Linked DNA regions of Homo sapiens: region 1 is linked to region 2. A link is a loop called in an ENCODE intact Hi-C map of the cell type or tissue named here. Cell type or tissue: ascending aorta. All regions are shown on one strand. Each heading gives the region's core, and the rest is flanking DNA. Links, peaks and the distances in the headings are about the cores only. Region 1 has its middle 46 kb from the start of FIBIN. Region 2 has its middle 99 kb from the start of SLC5A12.

The links. A loop is a pair of places that touch in the nucleus more often than their neighbours do. Peaks named below come from ENCODE experiments on the same cell type or tissue, not always from the same donor. Only the 100,000 strongest peaks of a DNase experiment are listed, where the experiment ranks them.
Region 1: a loop joins it to region 2, with 6 times the contacts of the local background. A loop is called at or near these places in 2 of 110 quality-filtered maps.

What each region holds. Positions count from the first base shown.
Region 1 is chr11:26,943,365-26,952,800 of GRCh38, reverse strand. No RefSeq gene overlaps it. Among named protein-coding and RNA genes, the nearest start is that of FIBIN, 46 kb to the left of the region's middle. RefSeq lists an enhancer at 2,502-3,002. In ascending aorta, for the core only: no CTCF peak of the experiment used is centred there; DNase peaks (open chromatin) are centred at 2,396 and 5,240; H3K27ac peaks cover 6,664 bases.
Region 2 is chr11:26,815,941-26,825,376 of GRCh38, reverse strand. No RefSeq gene overlaps it. Among named protein-coding and RNA genes, the nearest start is that of SLC5A12, 99 kb to the right of the region's middle. In ascending aorta, for the core only: no CTCF peak of the experiment used is centred there; a DNase peak (open chromatin) is centred at 4,556; H3K27ac peaks cover 984 bases.

The DNA.
Region 1 (9,436 bases), core at 938-8,937, 130 kb before region 2:
GCAGAGCAAGAGGTAGAAGTTGAGCTGTCTCTGGAGAAAACATTCATGGGAGTATCCCACCCAGAGGGCATGTATCTTGGACTGGAATCTGAGGCACATGGAAATTTTGAGTATCTTAAAAGGACAAGTTGGAAGAGATGATGGGCACAGGAAGGTGGGGTGGAAAATTAACTTTTTCTGAAACTTATGTAACTTTATTTACAAGTTTGGCCCTCAACAGTTTGATACGTGGTCTATCCTCAGATTTTGACTTCCTTAGAAAAATAACCTCTTTCTTTCACATGGACAGAAGGGGACGAAAAATGATAGTCACTGCTAATTTTTTTAAAAAAATGTACTAAGTGCTGGGATCTGTTTCAAGCACTTAGCATACATTATTTCATTTACTCCAAGTAACAGCTGTATAAGGAATGAGCTACTATCATCTCTATTTACAGATGAGGAAATGGAGATTTAGCATGGTGAAGTAACTTATCTAAGGGTCACATCTCTAAATTAGGTATTTGAACCAACATTAAAAACCAGAGCAGTCTGATTCCAGAGCCTACAGTCTCAACCCCAAAAAGAGGAAAGTGTTAGATTATAACTCAAGGCGAAACATTTCTGTTAGGGTGGAAAAATAAAAAAAGTAAATTGCAGCAAGATGTGTCTTTTCAAAATTAAAATATAGTTTAAGCAGTTAAAGATTTTTTGCTGCGAGGCATTACAGACCACTGATAAATGTGTGCTGTCTCAGGCGGAGATTGGAAACAATGCAGCGGTAGCTTTTAGCCATCAGCCTGCGGTTTGCTGCAGCTGTGATTTTCCATGGATGCAGTTTTGGGCTATCTTGTCACTGGCTTTTTGGTGCCAGAGGCTTCAGAATGCTGAAGTTTTTCTCCTTTTTTATTTTTATTTTCTGCAGACTTGACTATGCCTGTATCACCTAAAATTATTACCAGTCATGAGCCCTTTGTCATACTAATGTCTTGCTCCCAGTGCTATTTTTTCTTATTTTAATTTCCTTGTTGTTCCCCAATGTGATTTTTACTCTGAGGCGGGGAAAAAAAACAGTCTGTCTTTTGATGACTTTGTTAGTTTTTCATTGGAAGAAACCTGCAAAAATGCTTTTCAAAACATTTTAAATGGCAGCAAACAGTCTGGGAGGTGTTTAAATGTAATGGAAAAATAAAGGATTCATGAGGAAAGGATTTTCAGAGAACGTGGACAGAAAAAAAGTAAAAGCTGTTTAAAACACAACTTTATCTACCAAAATGACCCATCTAGTGTCTTTACATGTGGCTTTTCTTTCACAGGTGCTCAGGCTCCAAAATTTTGAGTTCAGAACAACAGGCAAATGCAGAATATTTGAGGCAGCAGAGCAGAGCACTGGCTTTAGCAGGCAGTCAATTATTGACATTTACTAGCTGGGAACCTTGGGCAAGGTTCTGTGATTTACCTCTGCCGGTCTCAGTTTTCTCTTTTGTGAATTGACAATAATGATAATAATTAACTCATAGTTGTTATGAAGACTAAATTTTATATATATATATATATATATATATCTGGCTATTTGCCAAGTGCTTGGTACATATTAAAAGCTGAATACTGGTGGATATTTCCATTATTTTATAAGTATCTTTTCTTCTCCTGCATTGATGTTAAAATGACATCAGTAAAAGTGTGTTGGTATTGATTCTGGAAAACTTCTGGCTTCATCTAGTTCAATCTTCACCAGAGCAAAGAATCCTGCTTTTCTCCCAGAGAAATCCACAATGTACTCATTAGTGCCATCCGTGGGCACCTTACTTTCTCTCCTGATTGTTGGAAAACTGGCTCAGACTCTTAGAAAGTTCCTATTCTCAGTACTGGTTTCTAGTAATTTCTACTCATTGGCCTCAGTTCTGTTCCCTGGGGCCACCTAGGAGGGATTTGGTCTCTTTTCCACATGCCCCAAATAAGTGAAAGTATCTGAACAAGTTACTTAACTACTCTGGGCCTGGGTTTACTCATATGTAAAGTGCAGACTAGTGTTTCGCCCTCATGGTGGTATCCTGAGGATTAAAAATATATAGACGTCTGAAGATAGCCTAGCTATAGCAGGTGCTCAATAAGGTGCTCAATAGCAGTCGCTGTAATGTGCTGGCCTTAGTTTAAGAGCCTCTGCAGATTCTGTGAGTGTTTGTCTATGTGGCTGATGACTCTCAATGAAGATTGCCCAATGTCAAATGTTTTCCTGCAGGCCACAGAAGGGATGTTTGGATTTCGATTAATCCACATGGCAGCTCTCCATGGTGGGGGCTGTGTCTTTTTGGTACTCTATTACTTGGCCAAACAGCCCCACTGTGAGGAAGTTTCTTGCTGCCTTGTGTCGCTGGCTTTCATGACCTGGCGGTGGCTTGCCTCACTTTGTACTTCCCATGCCAGTGCTTCCCTGTTGCCCCTGAGGCTCAACAGACCTTGAGAGGTGCCCACATTGGTGCCTTGGTTTACTCAGCCAGGCCAGCAAGACTGCCAGTTGCAGGCTGCAGATGAGGCTCACGGGCACCTATGGGCTCACCCCTCATGCCGTGACTTGTGCCGTGGATGTCACTGCTGCTGCCTCAGGTTCTGGCTTCCCCAGGTGGAAAGGTGCAATTCTGAGATGAGGTGGACTCAATATCCTGTGAACACTTTGAGTAACAGGAGCTCAGAGCTGGGCTTTCTTTTTGCTCCCTGACAGCTCTAGAGTGCAGTAGTTTCAGGCAGTTCTCTCAAGATGCCCTGTGGGACTGAGCATTCAGCAGTGCTTGCTATGAGCATGCTATTGAGCCTTTCCATGACTCATTCCTCCCTTTATTTTACTTCTGTTTTCAGGGATTTCAGTCTCAATAATTTGGGGGGCGTTAGCATATAGCCTTTGTCTCAATCTCTGTGTTCTTGGGAATTCTGGTAAAGATGGGTAACTAGTATTACTATTGCCACTGCTCTTCCTCTTACTCAGATTTCATTTCTTTGGGTTCACCAACCATTGCTTTCATGGCTGATTATCAGCTCTTCACTCCCCTACTCACAAAACAAAGCTTATTTCTCTATTTTGTGAGTCAACATCTTTGGCCCAGTACTTCCCTTCTTTTATTGCCACTGCCAGAGTTTCTCCCTTAATTCTTACTATTTGCTTTCAGATCTCATCTGGTAATTTGATCTAAGGTAATATGACAACAAGTGCAAGTGACTTGACACATCACCTATTGGAGATACTATATTTGAATATTCATAGAAGTTTTCTGAAAAAAGAGCCCCAACTTAACTAGAAACCATGGGTTGGCAAACTTTTCTTGCAAAAGGCTAGGGATTAGGGGATTAAGTATTTTAGGCATTGCCAGCCATGGCCATAAGATCTCTGTTGCAGCTATTGAACTTTACAGGTGTATTGTGAAAGAAGTCATAGCAAATATGTAAATGAATGTGCACAGTGAGTTTCAGTAAACTTCATTTGCAAAAACAAGTGTTTGACCAGATTTGGCCCATAGGTTTTGACTACAGACACTTGCTCTAAACAACGGAATTACAAAAAAAAAAGTGAAGTAGAATTTTGGGAAAATGTGGGTTATTCAATATCTTTCAAATTCAGTTTCCTTAGTTTCAATTCATTTTTAATTCAATAAATGATATTGAGAAGAAAAGGTAACAAACACTTATAGAATTCCCCAATGAACCATATTCTAGGCTAGGGATTTCCATATGACACATCATTTGCTGCTCCTAGCAACCCTATAAAGTCACTGTTGTTATTCTACTTTTTGATGAGATGAATAAGCAGGTCCAGAGATAAGTGAATTGTCTCCTTGTAAAAGGCAGTGTCAAGATTCAAAAATAAGCTTACTTTAACTTGAAGATCTATATTAAAGTATTCTAATTAAGTACATACTGTATGTAAAGTTTTGTACCACTGGCTGCATAGAATACAGAGATGAATGAGATAGTTTCATTTTAGTTAGAAGCAAAATAAAATATCAGCAAAATAAAATAAGACAGGCTCTGATATCCCAACAGAACTACAAAGTACTAAGGGAGTTTAAAGGAGCTGCCTATCAGGCATGTGGGAAGCAGGAAAATCCCATAGAAAGGGTGACAATTAAGGTGGTATTTGAAGAACTAATATGATTTTGAAAGCTAGAGATAAGGAAAAAGGTTGTTTTAAGCGAAGAAAGAAAGAAAAAAAGGAACAGGAAGAAATAGTGCCTACTGAGGAAGTGTGGGTCATCAAAGAGAAGGCTTGCCTTCATAATTGGCCAAAGGCTTTGCTCAGCCCTATCCCTAAAGGCACCCTCTGAGTCTAGCTCTGTCCTGGGACTGACCATTAGTTAAGTGAAGTCATCCTTGTCTAATCTTCTCCTAGAAGGGTGTTTCATTGTGCATGATGGATGCAAAAACAGAATTCTCATCAGTAAAAACAAAAGCACACAGAATGGGAACTAATGAGTCAGAAGTTGAGTAGATATTGGATGAAGGGAAGGCAGAAAATTGTCACAGGTAGTACCAAAGCGGGAGGGCCTAAGATAATGTTCTAATTTAAAAAATGGAAGTTGAAGGCTCATTTTTAGTAGATTCTGGTTTTACTGGATTCTGCAACATAATGACCAACACTTTGCACACATGCAGAACAGCCTAAAGCTATAAAAACTATGACATGACTAAATTCATTGGTCAGCTGTCTTTTGCAATATTTATGACAATTGCAATTTAAATTCTTACTTGAGCAATCATATTTTCCCTGGACTATGAGGACAAATAAGGGCAGGAAATTTGTCTGTCCCGTTCCATGCTGTCCTTGAATTTGGCACATTGCCTTATACATTGTATGTGCTCAATAAATATTTGTCCATTGATTACTTGAATACATGGTTGGATTCAACCAGGTTACTCTACAAGTAGAGAGCTAGAGTCTGAATTTTGTAGTAACTTGTACAACCTTTCTCAGCAGAAGCAGCCTCTTTCATGGAAGTATTCCTGTAATTCACTGGAGCTTCCCACATGCTCCTCCCCGTCTTTGAAGGCTCATAGCCAGAAGGAAGTGCTCAACCACCTAGTGTAACCAAGTCTTGCATCATTCACATAGAGAGGGAGATTTTCCAAGTTCTTATTGCGGTGGAAAGATGAGGTCAAACTGTAAGGGGTCAGCAGTGCTCTTAACACTGCCTTTGTGTTGTTTTCATATAAATATTTTTACTAGGACATTTTTTGGCAAACAAGTCTAGCTCCCAGGACTGTGGAGAGCAGGGAAGCTTTGCTCACCACATGCCCATGGTATGCACTTGAGTCAACTTAGGGCCAGTGCAATTTGAAATCATGTCCTTTTTCACTTTTGTCTTGATGCCTTCTCACTGACTCAGTGTCTATCCTTTATCCTTTCTCCAAATGAGAAACATCTGGGCTAAAGTGAAGTCCATGTCCCAATTCCCCACCTCCTTCTCCTACCAAGAAAGCAGCAGCTGTTTCTGACACACTAATCCTATTACAGATGTTTTGATAATTACCAAAAAGCTCAATTTGGCAGCTTATTGGTGGAGCAGCTAAACCAGATTCACACATTTAAACATCTTCTGCCATTCACCTAAGGTAGTTCTCTTCAAAGATCTATTATATAATTTGGTTGGAGAAACTCTGAGAGGGTGCTTCTTTACTGAAATAGGTAAGTTTCTTAAAGCAAATGTAAACAATAACCTTTGATGCTTCCGCAGAGAGTGTGGTTGGTTCATCTCTCTGTTTCTCCCACTTTGCAAAGCCTAATCCATAATGTTGCCAATGACTATTGGAGGAGCAAATGGATAAATCCAACGCCATACATTGCACTTTTCCTTTTGCCATGTTTCTTTGTTCAAAATGCATTTGACCCATGTCTTTGTGCCAAAGAGCAAACCAACATAGTATTTGATAATAAGATCTTGTGATAATAAAAATGCCTTACATATTAAAGAGCTTTGCGTATTGTTGTTTTTGTCCCCAAGTACTTTCTTATCCACAACCTTATTTCATTTGTAATATCCTATAAGATAAACATAATGCATTATTTTCATTTATTGGTTATTTTCTCTCCCTTAGCTCTTGTATCCAACATAAATCAAGGCCATTGATTATAACTCTGCAATGGTCTTTGAGTCAGTTCTCTACACATTCCTACAGCATTACTAGCTTTACGGAGGCTGCCATTTTCTCTCATATAGTCCCCAGCAATTTTTTCCTAGCTGGTCTCCTAAGCTTCTGATTCTTCTGTTCACAATATTATCATTATCTTTCCAAAGCAAGGAATTGATCCTGCCCCTCTCTTTTTTCTGCTATGCTAATGACTCATCACTGCTTTCCTAGGTCAAGTCTGAATCATTTAGTGTCATGCACAAGATCTTTTGTACCTTTCTTTAGTTTCCAGATGACTCGTGGTTGTTAAGCTATGTCATGCCTCTTCATATTTCTGTGCCTTTTCTCATGTGGTACTATTTATCTGGAATGCCCTGGCCCACTCTGTATTCTTATGAAACTCCTATTTATACTTTAAGACTCAACAAAACATTCACCCTATTTGTGAATGTTGTCATGACTCAGGAAGAGTTCAGTGCTCCTTCCCTCTCTTTATGTGACACTTTACACCTTTACACAAACCTTTTTTTGGCACTCATCAAACTGTAAGAAAAGTATTTGAACAACCAGTTCCCCTACTAAACCACGAGCTTACCCTTATATCCCCCCTGACAATGGCCCAATGCATGTCACATACCAGGTACCCAATGAACTCTTATTTAATAAATAGATTTTACAAATAAGAAAGGACACTGTGAAGGAGTATCAGGGACAAGACTTTGGAAATATGTTCTAATCCTAGCTTTTCTACTAATTCATGGAAACCTCTCTGGACCCATTTTCTCACCTACAGAATGAGTGCATTGATTGGGCTATCCTTGTGGTCTCTTCTAGGACTTACTACTGTAAGAAATTCTAATAGGTTGCTCATCTTTTTAGTTACCAAAGCCAGGACCAAATTCAAGATCATCTGACTTAGGGTCTAGGATTAATTTTTCTGAAGCAAAGGTTGAAATTAAAAAGGAAGATATGTAGGAAGGCAGAAGGACCTATTGATCCCAGTGTTGGTAATATGTTGCACCAGCTGTGTGACCTCGGGGAAGGTATTGTCTCTCTGGTCCTAGTTTTTCCATTTGTATAATGAGGGCATTAAACGAAATTGCAAATATGTGGCACTATTTTCCCAACTTATTCCTTCTATGCCAAAGGCAGTCATAGCTAATCAATTACTAAACATTCCACTGAATCCATCTGCAGGGTCAGACTTCATCTCAACACGATGCTACAAGAAGCCACTTCTGTTCTTTGGAGTACTTTCAATGCCAAGAATGTACATGAGATTAAAACAAAAGAAAGCTACTGCTCTTTTTGGCACTAGATATTTTCTGAAATCTCTCTCAGTTCTGTTATATTCTAATAGATCCATGGTGGACTTTTTCTATATTTGGACTTAGTTTCTAGTCTCTGAGGGTGACCATGAGGAGGAGACCATGCACAGATCCCTGCAATGGGTGGGTTCTTTCATGATGAGCCCAGGCATAATCACCATCCTGTGAGTGACCAGTGTCTTTTATTTTTTTCAGGTCTAATGCCAATGACTCAGTCACATAAGCCAACAAGGGTATCCACATTAAATGCATCTGAGCAGAGTGAAAATCAGTCATAATTGGGGACAGATGTGGATGCAAAGTTCTCATGTGTCTTTTTTCTTCTCAGTGGACTACTGCAAAGGAAGTGTTAACTGATTTTGGCACTCTCATCTGCTTTCCAGAAGGCCTGTTTAGAAAAGCGTATGAGCACTTGGGGAATCCTTGATGCTTCTAGAAAATAGGTTACATGAGGACATTCTCTGAGTCCTAATTAAATTGATTTTCCCTTTTAGTTCCTGGAATGTAATAAGGTAAAAATAAATATTTGTGGAATGAATGAATTGTTAGGCTTCTCTCTAGCTAGCAATTCTATTGCCAAGTGCCATGTTCTCTCTAGAACGATCCCTGCTTACCTTAGCATATTATAGAATCTTCCCTCTATGAGCTGCCTTATTCCTCTGACTTTGGAAATAGCTGACTTGGAGGATAATTAGATGCTTTTACTTTGTGTCTCAGACTAGCCTCTAAGTCTCTCAGGCAGGGAAGCACCTTACTTCTCTTCATTATATTATATATGTTATAATATTTATGTTACATAGCTCTCATAAATTTATATAATAAATTATATATTATATATGTTATTATAGGTTATACTTTATACTCAACATTTAGTAACTAGATAGCTGTCAACTCTCATCCATACTCATGGAAAGATAATCTTTTAAAATGAGAGTACCAAGGAAAGAGAGGAAGGTTTATTCAAATATGGCAGAATATAAGCTTAAGCCACATAAGCAGAATCATAACCTCAAGGATATGGGGTGGGGCAGTCCCCTGGATTGATAGCATGTTATATTTAGTTCTAGCTGATATTAGCTCTGGAGAAATAGGAATAACCTGGAGTACATTCAGAGAAGAGGGACAAGGTTGGTATCTTGGTCAGCTTAGGCTACAATAACAAATACTTCAGACTGGATGGCTTAAACCAAAAGACTTATTTCTCAAAGTTTAGGAAGCTGAAAGTCTGAGATCAGGGTGCCAACATGGTTAGAGTTTCGGTGAGGGCTCCCATTCTCACATGGCCTTTCCATGGTGCATGCACACAGAGAGCAAGTTCTGATCTCTTCATCTTCTAAGGGCACTAATCTCATCACAGGGGCTACGCCTTCCTGAGTCCACCTAAACTTAATTATCTCCTAAGGCCCCATCTCTAAATGCTATCACATTGAAGATTAGGGCTTCAACAAAGGGATTTGGAGGAGACACAGACATTTAGTCTATAGCAGTGAGTGACTTGGAAAGCATGTTATGCAAGGACTGGTTCAGCGCTCTGGAGGCATTTACTCAGGGAAGAAAGGGTTTAGTGCTGGCATGATAGCTGTCTAAATTTATCTGAAAGCCTGCCTTGTAGCCACAGGATTAAGCTTATTGTGTGTACTTTCATAGGGCAGAACTAAGATTGGTGGATAGAAAATATTGGAGCGTGAAGGTAAGGGCCCTCCTGAATATGCTTCATGGCTCCCACTCACCTCTTTTGGGTGGATGTCTAAAATTACAAAATTCTCGAACTGCAGGATGCTTAGCAGATTGAAGGATGAGTATTTATTACACATGACTCAACATTATTTTTTGGATAAAATACACAGGGACTTATTGCCACATGGGGACATTTGGTGCCTATTTTCTGCTTGGAAATATTCAGCCATAAAATGAATTTGAGAAAAGAAGCACTTCCCACAGCAAATAAGCATCAGTAATTACCTAAAATCTAAACTTCGGGAATTGGGGCCTCAAATCCAGCAGATTTTTGG
Region 2 (9,436 bases), core at 859-8,858:
AAAAGATTTAGTATCACTTGTCTATGAAATATTAATAAAACAGGCCCGCAAATAGGTAAGCATGGGGGTCAGTATGTTATCAGATAACTTGTAGATATATGTATACAATATATGTATATGTATATGATATGGTTTGGCTCTTCGTCCCCACTCAAATCTCATGTTGAGTTATAATTCCCAGTGATGGGGAAGAGACCTGGTAGAAGGTGATTGGATTATGGAAGCGGATTTTCCCCAACCTGTTCTCATGATAGTGAATGAGTTTTCATGATATCTGATGATTTAAAAGAGTGTGGCACTTCCCCCTTTGCTCTCACTCTTGCTTTGCCATGTGAAGATTGTGCCTACTTCCCCTTCACCTTCCATCATGATTGTAAGTTTCCTGAGGTCTTCCCAGACATGCCTCCTTTACAACCTATGGAACTGTGAGTCAACAAACCTCTTTTCTTCATAAATTACCCAGTTTTGGTATGTCTTTACAGCAATGTGAGAATGGACTCATACAGAAAATTGGTACCAAAGAAGTGGGGCTTTGCTATAAATATATCTGAATATGTGGAAGTGACTTTGGAACTGGGTAATGGGCAGAGGTTGGAACACTTTTGAAGGCTCAGAATAAGACAGCAAGATGAGGGAAGGTTTGGAACTTCCTAGAGATTTGTTGAATTGTTGTTACCAAAATGCTGATAATGATTTGGACAGTGAAGTCCAAGCTGAGGTGGTCTCAGATAGAGATAAGAAACTTATTGGGAACTAAGGTAAAGGTCACTCTTGACATGCTTTAGTAAAGAAACTGGCCGTGTTGTGCCTCTGCTCTAGACATCTGTGGAATTTTAGACTTGAGAGACTTGATTTAGGGTATCTGGTGGAAGATATTGCTAAGAAGCAAAGTGTTCAAGATGTGGCCTGGCTGCTTCTAAAAGCCTGCACTTATTTGCATAAACGAAGAAATGACCTGAAACTAGAACTTATATTTAAAAGAGAAGCAGAGCATAAAAGTTTGGAAAATTTGCATAAAAGTTTGGAAAATTTGTGGTGGAAAAGGAAAACCCATTTTGGGGGGAGAAATTCAAGGCTTCAGAAATTTGCATAAATAAAGAAAAGCCAAACGTGAATAGCCAAGACAATGGGAAAAGTGCCTCCAGAACATTTTAGAGGCCTTCACAGCAGCCCCTTGCATCACAGGCTTGGAGGCCCAGGAGGAAAAAATGGTTTTATGTGCCAGACTTTCAGCCCTGCTGCTCTGTGCAGCCTTAGAACATGGTGCCCTGCATCCCAGCTGCTCCAGCTCCAGCCATGGCTAAAGGGGACCAAGGTACAGCTTGGGCCATTGCTTCAGAGGGTGTAAGCCCGAAGCCTTGACAGCTTCCATGTGGTGTTGGGCCTGCAGGTACACAGAAGGCAAGAATTGAGTTTTGGGAACCTCCGCCTAGATTTCAGAGGATGTATGGAAATGCCTGGATGTCCAGGCAGAAGTCTGCTGCAGGAGAGGAGCCCTCATGGAGAACCTCTACTATAGCAGTGCAGAGAGGAATTGTGGGGTTGGAGTGCCCACACAGAGTCCCCACTGGGGCACTGCTTAGTGGAGCTGTGAGAAGAGGGCCACTGTTCTCCAGACCCCAGAATGGTAGAGCCACCAACAGCTTGCACCATGCACTTGGAAAAACTGCAGGCACTCAAAGCCAGCCTGTGAAAGCAGCTGCAGGGGCTGTATCCAGCAGAGCCACGGCGGGGAGATGCCCAAGGCCTTGGGAGCCACCCCTTGTATCAGCGTGTCCTCCATGTGAGACATGGAGTCAAAGAGATTATTTTGGAGCTTTAACATTTAATGACTGCTCTGCTAGGTTTCAGACTTGCATGGGGCCTGTAGTCCCTTAGTTTTGGCTGATTCTCCATTTTGGGATGGGAACATTTACCCAATGTCTGTGCCCTCACTGTATCTTGGAAATAATTAACTTGACTTTTATTTTTACAGGTTAATAGGCAGAGGGACTTGCTTTGTCTCAGATGAGACATTGGACTTGGACTTTTGAGTTAATGCTAGAATGAGTTAAGACTCTTGGGGGCTGTTTTGTAAGCATGATTCTGTGTTGAAATGTGAGAAGGAAATGAGATTTCAGGGAGGCTAGGTGTGGAATAATATATTTTGGCTCTGTATCTCCACCCAGAACTCATGTTGAATTATAATTCCCAGTGTTGACAGGGTACTTGGTGGGAGGTGATTGAATCATGGGGGTGGATTTTCCCCATACTATTCTCAAGATAGTGAGTAAATTCTCATAAGATCTGATGGTTTAAAAGTGTGTGGCACTTCCCTCTTTGCTCTCTCTCTCCTGCTCTGCATGTGAAGATTGTGCCTGCTTCCCCTTTGCCTTCCACCATGATTGTAAGTTTCCTCAGGCCTCCCCAGCCATGTCTTCTGTATAGCTGGCAGAACTGTGAGTCAATTAAACCTCTTTTCTTCATAAGTTATCCAGCCTCAGGTATGTCTTTATAGCAGTGTGAGAATGAACTAATACAGTATATTTGAGAGTCAGAAGTGCGGATAGTAATTAAGACTTAGAATAAATGAGATTATCTGTGGAGAATCTGCAGTGATAAAATAAGAAGCTTAGGGCAGAACTACAAAGAATACAGGATTTAGGGTATGAGCAGGAAAGGGATGGCTGCTAAAGAGAGTAAGTTTTTGTAGCTTGACAGTGAGAATAAAACCAAGAGAGTAGAGTGCCACAGAAGTGAAAGTTGAGTAAATTGTCATGGATGTTAAAGGAAGTGCCACATATTACTTTCACTAACATTTAATTAAACAAATCAAGTCACTTGGCATCTCTGACTTCAGGGGGACAGGGCAGTATAATCTTACCTTGTACTGAGAAGAAATAAAACAAAAAATATGAGTGAGAGCCATGACATCTATCACACTTTGTAATAAATTATTCCTTCTGTTTTCAGCCCCACATTTCATTCCTGTCCTCCATTTCTATACCAATGTTTTTGCTGAATTCCCTGGCTCTCTATGGTTCTTTGTGACAAATTTGTTTATTTCTTCCCTATATTCTTTTTGTGCTAGTATTCTAACCTCTGTTCTGTTCCCACAGTAACCACTGCTTTTGTCCAACAGAATTTAACTGAGTTTGCTTATTTACTGATGACATTTCATGTCCCCTTCATTACCTAGAATGAAAAAAATTAAAGTTTATATATATAAATTTTAGTAGGATCTTCAGTGAGACAGGCTATAAATATGTAAGTCTAGTTTATTATCTTTCAATAAATATTAAGTAATATTTATAATTTTAAAAATTTTACACTGGGCCAGGCACGGTGACTCAGACCTGTAATCCCAGCACTTTGGAAGGCCAAGGCAGATCTTGACCTCATGATCTGAGGTCAAGAGATCAAGACCATCCTGGCCAACATGGTGAAACCCCATCTCTATAAAAAAAAATACAAAAATTAGCCAAGCGTGGTCGTGGGCGCCTGTAGTCCCAGCTACCTGGGAGGCTGAGGCAGGAGAATCAGTTGAACCCAGGAGGCAGAGGTTGCAGTGAGCTGAGATTGCACCATTGCACTCCAGCCTGGTAACAGAGCAAGACTCTGTCTAAAAAAAAAAAAACAAATTTTTACACATCGCTTTTTGTGCTCTAAATAAGAAATATTTGCCGGCCTCCAAGGTGTGAAGATATTTTCCTTAAAATTTTATGGTTTTGACTTTTATGTTCGGGTCAAAACATAAAAGATGGACAAGATGATTTTGAAGATGAAGCCTGTAGTGGCAGACCATCCACATTAATTTGTGAGGAAAAAAACTCATCTAGTCCATGCCCTGAATAAAGACGACCAACAATTAACAGTAGAAATAATAGCCAACATCACTGACATCTCAACTGGTTCAGCTTATACAATTCTGACTAAAAAATTAAATTATAAAACTTTTCCCTCAATGGGTGCCAAAACCAGCTCAGCTGCAGACAAGAGTGGAGCTTTCAATGGAAATTTTAAACAAGTAGAATCAAGATCCCGAAGCATTTCTTCAAAGAATTGTCATGAGATAAAACATGACTTTACTTGAATGATCATGAAGACAAAGCATAATCAAACCAATGGTTCCTAAGAGGTGGGCATGGTCCAGCTAAAGCAAATCAGACTAATAAAGAGTAAAGGTAATGACAACAGCGTTTTTAGGATTCGCAAGTCGTTTTGCTTGTTGACTTACTGGAGGGCTAAAGAATGATAACATCTGCTTATTATGAGAGTGTTTTGAAAAAGTTAGACAAAACTTTAGCAGAAAAATACCAAGGAAAGTTTCACCAGAGTTATTCTCCACCACAACCATGCCCCTGCTCATTCCTTTTATCAAACAAGGGCAGTTTTGGAAGTATTTCAAAATTATTAAGCAATTGTTAGGCAACTACCTTACAGTCATGATTTGGCTTCTGACTTCATTTCCTAATCTTAAAAAAAAATCTGTAAAAGGCATTTATTTTTCTTCAGTTACTAATTAAAAATGACAGCTGGGTGTGGTGGCTCACCCCTGTAATCTCAGCACTTTGGCAGGCTGAGGTGAGTGGATCATTTGAGGTTAGGAGTTTGAGACCAGCCTGACCAACACGGTGAAACTCCATCTCTACTAAAAATACAAAAATTAGCTGGGCATGATGGCACACGCCTGTAATCCCAGCTACTCAGGAGGCTGAGGCAGGGGAATCGCTTGAACCCGGGAGGCAGAGTTTGCAGTGAGCCAAGATCGCACCACTGCACTCCAGCCTGGGTGACAGAGCAAGACTCCATCTCAAAATAATAATAATAATAATAATAATAATAATAATTGTAATTTAAAATAACTGCATTGAGGTGGTTAAATTTCCACAACCTTCAGTTTTCAGGAATGGACTAAATGGCCAGTATCATTGCTTACAAAAGTGTCCTGAATTTGGTAGAGCTTATGGTAAGAAATAAAATTTATATTTTTATTTTTATATTTTAATTCAATTTTTCACAAACTTTTCAAAATCACTTCATAGATGTCTATTGTGAAGTATAGTAATTTGACCCAGACACATTATTTCATCCTTAATTTCTTTCTTTTTCAAAATTCTTTTGAGTAAAAATCTATTTGTCCATGAATATCAAGAAATAGGGTATCACACGGTTGTTTGGAAGTCTAACTAGAAATTACTTATCAAGAACTGTAAAGGGTCTGAGATTTCACCCTACTTGCAAGCTAATAAGTTAGCCTCTCATAGTTTCATGAATGCTGGCAGAAGACATGATATTTTAGGTCAAAAATTGCATTATCTTGTCAACCAGCACCTTGGAGGAGGCCAAGCCAGGGCCACAGTTGGAGACAGTGTCCTGACCAAGAGAGATTGTGGGAGAATCATGGTGGACAGAAAGCAGGAGTAGATTGCAGCTCCCACTCAGACGGACAGAGCAGTATGTGGAGGCGTGCATCATGATCTTTTGTTCCAGAATGACTGCAGGAATATATTAGGAAAGCCAAGAGAACCCACAGACCCTCTGAAGAAAGCAGATTGCTCCCGCGGGGCTTGGGAAACACCTGGAACACACACCCCCACTAGGGAACCTGAAGGTCTAGATTATGAGAAAAGATTCTGACCTTACCTGGAGCTGAGTCAATTTAGAGAGACAAGCTAAATACAGGGGTAGAGGAAGCAGCAGGAAAAGCCTTATGGTCTCACTGGGTCCTCTAGCAAGCCATTTCTGCCCTGCCTCACAGGGATCCTTGGGGAGGATGGTCAGAGGCACTGGGTAAAGGCCACAGAGAGAAGCAAACCTCCAGCTGAACTTTGTTAACAATTTCAACCAATCGAGAAGTCTCCTGGCCAGAACTCAAGGGAGGGAGTGAATCCATTGCGCAGACTCCACAGGTGGGGAAAGAAGGAAAGCCCTAATTTCTTTTGCAGCTGGGAGGTGGGTAGCCTGGGGCAAGTTCTCGGTCCTGCTCACCCACTACCTGGAAGTAGACTTGGTGCTGTTGGTGGGGGACGTGGTGGGAATGAGACCGGCCCTTTGGGTTGTGTGGATATTGGATGAGGCCTGTCACTGCTGGCTTTCTCCCACTTCCCTGACAACCTGCATGATGCAATAGAGGCAGCCATAATCCTACTAGGAACATAACTCCATTAGTCTGAGAACTTCACCGTCATCCCCAGCAGAAGCTGCAGCAAGACCTGCCCAAGGAGAGTCTGAGCTCAGACACACCTAGCCTTGCCCCCACCTAATGGTCCTCCCCTACCCACTCTGGTAACTGAAAACAAATGGCATATACTCTTGGGAGTTCTAGGGCCCTGGCCACCACCTCTTCCTCCCCATACTACTACAGCTGATGCTCTCTTGAAAGCGCCACCTCTGGACAGGAGATCAACCAGCACAAAAATAGTGCATTAAGCAACCAAAGCCAAGGACTCTTACAGAGTCCATCTTACCCACCTGCCACCTCCACCAGAGCAGGTGCTGGTATCCATGGCTGAAAGACCCACAGATGGTTCACATCACAGGACTCTGTGCAAACAACCCCAAGTGCCAGCTCAGAGCCTGGTAGACTTGCAGGGTGACTAGATCTAGAAAAGAGATAACAATCACTACAGCTCCATTCTCAGGAAACCACATTCCTAGGAAAAGGGGAAGAGTACTACATCAAGGGAACACCCTGTGGGACAAAAGAATCTGAACAACAGCCTTGAGCCCTAGACATTCCCTCTGACAGAGCCTACTCAAATGAGAAGGAACCAGAAAACCAACTCTGGTAATATGACAAAACAAGGTTCTGTAACACACCCCCAAAAATCACACTAACTCACCACCAATGGATCCAAATCAAGAAGAAAGCCCTGATATACCTGAAAAAGAATGCAGAAGGTTGGTTATTAAGCTAATCAGGGAGGCACCAGAGAAAGACAAAGCCCAGTCTAAGGAAATAAAAAAAAATGATACAAGAAGTGAAGGGAGAAATATTCAATGAAGTAGATAGCATAAATAAAAAACAATCAAAACTTCAGGAAACAATGGACACAGTTATAAAAATGCAAAGTGCTCTGGAAAGTCTCAGCAATAGAATTGAACAAACAGAAGAAAGGACTTCAGAGCTCAAAAACAAGGTCTTCAAATTAATCCAATCTAACAAAGACAAAGAAAAAAGAATAAGAAAGTATGAGCAAAGCCTCCAAGAAGTCTGGGACTATGTTAAATGACCAAACCTAAAAATAGTTGGTGTTCCTGAGGAAAAAGAAAAATCTGAAAGTTAGGAAAACAAATTTCGGGGAATAATCCATGAAAACTTCCCTGGTCTTGCTACAGACCTAGATATTCAAATACAATAAGCTCAAATAACACCTGGGAAATTTATCACAAAAACATCATCTCTTAGGTATACTGTCATCAGGTTATCTAAAGTTAAGAGGAAGGAAAGAATCTTAAGAGCTGTGAGGCAAAAGCACCATAAAGGTTTTCCTATAAAGGAAAACCTATCAGATTAACAGCAGATTTCTCAGCAGAAACCCTATAAGCTATAGTGAATTGGGGCCTTATCTTCAGCCTCCTCAAACAACAGAATTATCAGCAAAGAATTTAGTATTCAGAAAAATTAAGCTTTATAAATAAAGGAAAGATACACTCTTTTTCAGGCAAACAAATGCTGACAGAATTCACCACTACCCAGCCACCGCAAGAACTGCTAAAAAGAGCTCCAAATCTTGAAACAATTATGGAAACACATCAAAACAAAACCTTTTTAAGGTGTAATCTCACAGGACATATAAGGCAAAAATACAATTTAAAAAAAAGATATACAGACCACAAATAGCACAATGAGTGGAATAATGGAATGGTATCTCACATCTTAATACTAATGTTGAATGTAAATGGCCTAAACGCTCTGCTTAAAAGATACAGAACAGCAGAATGGATAAGAACTCACCAATCAACTACCTACTGCCTTGAAGAGCCTCACCTAACACATAAGGACTCACATAAAATTAAGGGAAAGGGGTAGAAAAAGACATTCCATGCAAATGGACACCAAAAGCAAGCAGGAGTAGCTATTCCTCTATCAGACAAAACAAACTTTAAAACAACAGCAGTTAAAAAAGACAAAGAGGGACATTATATAATGATAAAAGGCCTTGTCCAACAGGAAAACATCACAGTCCTAAATATGTATGCATCTAACACTGGAGCTCCCAAATTTATAAAATAATTACTAATAGAGCTAAGAAATGACATAGCAACACAGTAATAGTGGAGGACTTCAATATTCCATTGACAGCACTAGATAGGTCATAAAGATGTAAAGTCAACAAAGAAACAATGAACTTAAACTATGCCCTGGAACAAATGAACTTAACAGACATATACAGAGCATTCTACCCAACAACTCAGAATATACATTCTATTCAACAATGCTTGGAACTTTGTTCAAGATAGACCATATGATAGGCCACAAAACAAGTCTCAATAAATTTAAGAAAATTGAAATTATATCAAGCACTCTCTCAGACCACAGTGGAATAAAACTGGAAATCAACTCCAAAAGGAACCTTCAAAACCATGCAAATACATGGAAATTAAATAACCTGCTCCTGAATGATCATTGAGTCAAAAATTAAATCAAGATAGAAATTTAAAAATTCTTCGAACTGAACGGCAATAGCGACATGACCTATCAAAACCTCTGGTATACAGCAAAGGCCGTGCTAAGAGGAAAGTTCACAGCCCTAAATGCCTATATCAAAAAGTCTGAAAGAGCACAAACAGGCAATCGAAGGTCACACCTCAAGGAACTAGAGAAACAAGAACAAACCAAACCCAAACCCAGCAGAAGAAAGGAAATAACCAAGATCAGAGCAGAAACAAATAAAACTGAAACAAAAAAATACAAAAGATAAATGAAACAAAAGTTGGTTCTTTGAAAAGGTAAATAAATTTGATAGACCATTCGCAAGGTTAACCAAGAAAAGAAGAGAAAATCCAAATAAGCTCAATTAGAAATGAAACAGGAGATATTGCAACTGACACCACTGAAATACAAAAGATCATTCAAGGCTACTATGAACACCTTTATGCTCATAAACTAGAAAACCTAGAGGAGATGGATAAATTCATGGAAAGATACAAGCCTCCTAGCTTAAATCAGGGAGAGCTAGATATCCTGAACAGACCAATAAGAAGCAGCAAGATTGAAATGGTAATACAAAAATTACCAACAAAAAAAACATTCAGGACCAGATAGATTCACAGCAGAATTCTATCAGACATTCATAGAAAAATTGGTACCAATCCTATTGACACTATTCCACAAGACAGATAAAGAGGGAACCCTCTCTAAATCATTCTGTGAGGCCAGTATCACCCTAATACCAGAACCAGGACATAACCAAAAGAGAAAACTACAGATAATATCACTGATGAATATAGA